Linked DNA regions of Homo sapiens: region 2 is linked to region 1. Evidence: read pairs that join two places in POLR2A ChIA-PET (ENCODE). Cell type or tissue: B cell. All regions are shown on one strand. Links, peaks and the distances in the headings refer to the core of each region. The heading gives the core; the rest is flanking DNA. Region 1 has its middle 36 kb from the start of DDX6. Region 2 has its middle 9.6 kb from the start of BCL9L.

Evidence for each region. Peaks named below come from ENCODE experiments on the same cell type or tissue, not always from the same donor. Only the 100,000 strongest peaks of a DNase experiment are listed, where the experiment ranks them.
Region 2: POLR2A ChIA-PET joins it to region 1 with 12 read pairs; 8 of 35 experiments call an interaction of 5 or more read pairs at or near these places.

The regions. Positions count from the first base shown.
Region 1 is chr11:118,825,774-118,828,686 of GRCh38, reverse strand. No RefSeq gene overlaps it. Among named protein-coding and RNA genes, the nearest start is that of DDX6, 36 kb to the right of the region's middle. In B cell, for the core only: no CTCF peak of the experiment used is centred there; no DNase peak of the experiment used is centred there.
Region 2 is chr11:118,934,047-118,936,959 of GRCh38, reverse strand. No RefSeq gene overlaps it. Among named protein-coding and RNA genes, the nearest start is that of BCL9L, 9.6 kb to the right of the region's middle. In B cell, for the core only: no CTCF peak of the experiment used is centred there; a DNase peak (open chromatin) is centred at 1,409; H3K27ac peaks cover 478 bases.

The sequences.
Region 1 (2,913 bases), core at 163-2,662:
TTGGCTAATTTTTGTATTCTTAGTAGAGATGGGGTTTCACCATGTTGGCCAGGCTGGTCTCCAACTCCCGACCTCAGATGATCTGCCTGCCTTGGCCTCCCAAAGTGCTGGGATTACAGGAGTAAACCACCGTGCCTAGCCCTTCTTTTTGATTAAAAAAATTGTTTTGTTTGTTTGTTTGTTTTTTAGTAGAGACAAGGTTTCACCATGTTGCCCAGCTGGTCTCAAACTCCTGGGCTTAAGTGATCTGCCTGCCTTGGCCTCCCAAAGTATTAAAAAAAATTTTTTTATAGCGATGGGGTCTTCATATGTTGCCCAGGCTGTTCTCAAAGTCTCAAGTGATCCTCCCATCTTAGCCTCCAAAAATGCCGGGATTACAGGAATGAGCCACCATGCCAGGCCTGCCCTTCTGTTTTCTTCTTTTTTACTATATATTTTTTCAATTTATTTATTTATTTAAAAAATGTAGAGACAGGGTGTCACTCTGTCGCCCAGGCTAGTGCTATAGACGTGTGCCACCACACCCAGCTAAATTTTTTGTATTCTTTATAGAGACAGGCCATGTTTCCCAGGCTAGTCTCAAACTCCTGGACTCAAGTGATCTGCCTGCCTCGACCTCCCAAAGTGCTGGGATTACAGGTATGAGCCACTGCGCCCAGCCGTGAGCCACCTGTTTTCTCTTTGCCCTTAGGACCATAGTGGATGGTCATAGTGGGTGTTGTCTCCACAATATCCATTTCACTCTCCCTCAACTGTGTAGCAGCATGTACAGTTGGAGCTCCAACTGCTGGGGAAGGAGGTTTTGACTGTACCACACCTAAAGTCTTTATTTCCTCTATACTTTTCAGTTAAATGAGCCAATACATTTCCTTTATTCTTTAAGTCCATTTGTGGTGTGTTTTTGTTAAATTGATACAGCATCCTACTTAGGAGTCATTCATTTGTTTTTTTTGTTTATTTGTTTTTGTTTTTGTTTTTTGAGACAGAGTAAGACTCTGTCTCCCAGGCTGGCATGCAGTGGCATGGTCTTGGCTCACTGCAACCTCCACCTCCCAGGTTCAAGCAATTCTCCTGACTCAGCCTCCCGAGTAGCTGGGACTATAGGCACGTGCCACCACACCTGGCTAAGTTTTTGTATTTTTAGTAGAGACAGGGTTTCGCCATGTTGGCCAGGATGGTCTCGATCTCTTGACCTTGTGATCCGCCTGCCTTGGCCTCCCAAAGTGCTGGGATTACAGGCAGAAGCCACCACGTCTGGCCTCATTTGTTATTTTTTAACAGCTTTATTGAGACGTAGTTTACATACCATGCAATGTACCCATTTAAAGTACACATACAGGCTGGGTGTGGTGGCTCATGCCTATAATCCCGCACTTTGAGAGGCGGAAGTGGGGCAATCACTTGAGCCCTGGAGTTGGAGACCAGACTGTGCAACACAGAGAGACCTCATTTCTTAACAAAATTAGCCAGGTATGGTGGCGCATGCCTGTGTCTCAGCTACTTGGGAGGCTGAGGTGGGAGAATCCCTTGGGTCCAGGAGGTTGAAGCTTCAGTGAGTTGTGATGGTACCACTGCACTCCAGCCTGTATGTGCCTGGGTGACAAAGTGAGACCCTGTCACAAAACAAAACAAAATAAAACAAAAACAAAACAAAACAACAAACAAACAAGAAAATCCCAAACAACCCAAGATGGGGTACATACAAAACGGTTTTTTAGTTTATTTACAGAGCTGTGCAACCACGGAAGCAGGCAGATCACTTGAGCCCAGAAGTTTGAGACCAGCCTGGGCAACATGATGAAACATTGTCTCTACCAAAAAAATCACTACAATTAATTTTAGGATATTTTCCTCACCCCAAAAAGGAGCCCTATACTCATTAGCAGTCACTTTCCATTTCTACCCATGTTGAGCTCCTGACTTCCAGAACTGTAAGATAATAAAGTGGTATTGGGTTAAGCCACTACATTTGTTACGGCAGCAATATTTATATATCTTCTTTGCAGAAATTTCTATTCAAATCTTTCCCCATTTTTTTTTCTTTCTTTTCTTTCTTTCTTTCTTTCTTTTTTTTTTTTTTGAGACGGAGTTTCGCTCTTGTTGCTCAGGCTGGAGTGGAATGGTGAGCTCGGATCACCACAACCTCTGCCTCCTGGGTTCAAGCGACTCTCCTACCTCAGCCTCCCAACGAGCTGGGATTACGGGCATGTGCCACCACGCCCAGCCAATTTTGTAGCTTTAGTAGAGATAGGGTTTCACCATGTTGGTCAGGGTGGTCTCAAACTCCCAACCTCAGGTGATCCACCCGCCTTGGCCTCCCAAAGGGCTGGGATTACAGGCCTGAGTCACTGAGACCGGACTTTTGCCCATTTTTCAATTGGATCATTTATCTTTTTATTGTTGAGTTGTTAGAGCTCTTTATTTATTTTGGATACAAGTCCCTTATCAGATATATGGTTTGCAAATATTTTCTCATATTCTGTGAGTTTTTTCACTTTCTTGTTTCTGTCTTTTGAAGCACAAAAGTATTTAATTTTGATGATGTCCAATTTATTTTTGTTGTTGTTTGGGTTTTTGGTGTCATATCTAAGAAGACTTTCTCTGACTTAAGATCATAAAGATTTACTCTCGTTTTCTTCTAAAAATTTCATAGTTTTAGCTTTTACATTTAGGTCTATGATCCACTTTAGTTAGTTTTTGTATGTGGTGTAAAGAAGGGGTCCAACTTTCTTCTTTTGCATGTAGATATCCAGTTGTCCCAGCACAATTTATTGAAAAGATGATTTTTTTCCTCACTGAATTGTCTGAGCACCCTTTTTGAAAATCAATTGACCATAAAGCTAACAGTTTATTTCTGAACTTTCTGGTCTGTTCCATACAGTACCATACAGACTTGATTACTGTAGCTGCTCA
Region 2 (2,913 bases), core at 232-2,731, 110 kb before region 1:
AGGCGGAGTTTGCAGTGGAGCCGAGGTCACGCCATTGCACTCCAGCTTGGGGAACAAGAGCAAAACTCTGTCTCAAAAAAAAAAAAAAAAAAGAAAGAAAAAAGAAAAAGGGACATCAGCATAACATGACTGCCAGGAGCAAATCCAATGTTAAGTCACGTTACTGGAGATATGGTATTTGGAATAAAGGAGAAGACAGATAATCTTGCTTTATTGTAAGTTGGCCAGGTGTTATGATGGGAGCCATTGTTTTGTGACCTGGGAATGTTTAGGCAAAAGTAAAGAGTGGATCGTGAGGTCAGGAGTTTGAGACCAACCTGGCCAACATGCGGAAACCCTGTCTCTACTATAAATATAAAAATTAGCTGGGCGTGGTGGCGGGCGCCTGTAATCCCAGCTACTTGGGAGGGTGACGCAGGAGAATCCCTTGAACCCAGGAAGTGGAGATTGCAGTGAGCTGAGATTGTGCCACAGCACTCCAGCCTGGGCAACAAGAGCAAGACTCTGTCTCAGAAAAAAAAAAAAAAAGAAAGAGTAGGGACCACTAAAGCTCAAATACCTGAAGGGCTATCATGGGGAGGAAGAATTAGATTTACAGTGTGCACCCCCAAAAGGTAGTGCACGGACCACCAGGAGATAAGAGATTATCTCAAAATGAAGTTTAGTTCCGTGGAGACCACTGGTAGATGAAGTTCAGCTTTGAGGAAGGAAAAACAGATGTCCATAAACGGAGTGAGCTGTCTTGGGAGTAACAGTAAGCTCCCTGTTACTAAAGGTGTTCAAGAAGACGCTGATGGACAGGGGCCGTGGCTCTCGCCTGTAATCTCAGCACTTTGGAAGCCCAGGCGGGTGGATCACGAGGTCAAGAGATCAAGACAATCCTGGCCAACATGGTGACACCTTGTCTCTACTAAAAATACAAAAATTAGCTGGGCATGGTGGCGCACGCCTGTAGTCCCAGCTACTAGGGAGGCTGAGGCAAGAGAATTGCTTGAACCTGGGAGGTCGAGGTTGCAGTGAGCTGAGACCACCCCACTCCAGCCTGGTGACAGAGCAAAATTCCATCTCAAGAAAAAAAAAAAAAAAAAAAAGAAGAAGATGCTAATACACTGCTGGCCAGAGATGTTGGCAGGGAGGTAACCATCAGAAAGAGTTTGAAGGCTGGGTACAGTGGCTCACACCTATAAGCCCAGCACTTTGGGAGGCTGAGGAGGGAGGGTTGCTTGAGCCCAGGAGTTAGAGACAAGCCTGGGCAACATGGCAAAACCCCAGCTCTACAAAAAATACAAAAATTAGCGGGTGTTGTGGTACGTGCCTGTAGTCCCAGCTACGCAGGAGGCTGAGGTGAGAGGACCACCCAAGCCCAGGAAGGCTGAGGCTGCAGTGAGCCGTGGCAACCGCACTCCAGCCTGGGCAACGAAGTGAGACCCCGTTTCAGAAAAAAAAAACAAAAAAACAAAAAAAGAGAACTTGAACTAGGTAGTTGGTCTTTGAGATTCACTCCCTTCCTATTGACATTAATCCTGCTTTTGCTCTTTCCCTGCCCCTCACCGAGCCCTCTGTGTGACTCTGTCCCTGGCCTGTCTTTCCAGCTCCAGGTCAGTTTTCTCTTTCTCCACCAGGTCTACCTGAGGATGCAATTTGCACTGACTGCATAAACTTCATATGATTTAATTACTCAGCATCTTTTTTTTTTTTTTTTTTTTGAGATGGAGTCTTGCTCTGTTTCCCAGGCCGGAGTGCAGTGGCGTGATTTCGGCTCACTGCAATCTTCGCCTCCCTGGTTCAAGCGATTCTCCTGCCTCAGCCTCGCAAGTAGCTGTGATTACAGACGTGCATCACCACGCCAGGCTAATTTTTTTTGTATTTTAAGTAGAGATGGGGTTTCACCATGTTGGCCAGGCTGGCCTTGAACTCCTGACCTCAGGTGATTTGCCTGCCTAGGGCTCCCAGAGTGCTGGGATTACAGGTGTGAGCCACCGCGCCCGGCCTATTCAGCATCTTTTATTGTTCTCTCACTGTCCCCATCTTATAAGCCCCTTGAAGGCAGGTACCTGTATTATTTGTACAATGACTAGTAAGGATAAGAACTTGGGGCTGGGCAATATAGTGAGACAACCACCTCTGGGGAAAAAAAAAAAAAAAAAAGCAGCACCCTAGTCCCTGCAGATAAAGCAGATGTATTCCTGAGGTTGTGAGACCCTACAGGAAGACAGAAGCATTGGGCTTATTCCCTTATCTCAGAGCTATGTCTTTTTTTTTTTTTTTCTTGAGACAGAGTCTCGCTCTGTAACTCAGCCTGGAGTGCAATGGTGCGATCTTGGCTCACTGTAACCTCCGCCTCCCAGGTTCAGGTGATTCTCCTGCCTCAGCCTCCCAGGTGCATGCCACCATGCCTGGCTAATTTTTGTATTTTTAGTAGAGACAGGGTTTCATCATAATGGCCAGGCTGGTCTCAAACTCCTGACCTCATGATCTACCCGCCTAGGTCTCCCAAAGTGCTGGGATTACAGGCATGAGCCACCGTGCCCGGCAGAGCTATGTCTTTTAAAAACACTTCCTGATTTGGGATTTCAGAGCTGAGATTACAAATGCCTTAGGAGTTAGAATAGGTTGGCCTATTTTTGAGATGGAGTCTCATTCTGTAGCCCAGGTTGGAGGGCAGTGGCACGATCTTGGTTCACTGCAACCTCTGCCTCCTGGGTTCAGGTGATTCTCCTGCCTCAGCCTCCCGAGTAGCTAGGACTACAGGCGTGCATCACCACACCCAACTAATTTTTTTTTGGTATTTTTAGCAGAGACAGGGTTTCGCCATGTTGGCCAGAATGGTCTCAATCTCCTGACCTCGTGATCTGCCTGCCTTGGCCTCCCAAAGTGCTGGGATTACAGGCATGAGCCACCGCGCCTGCCTAA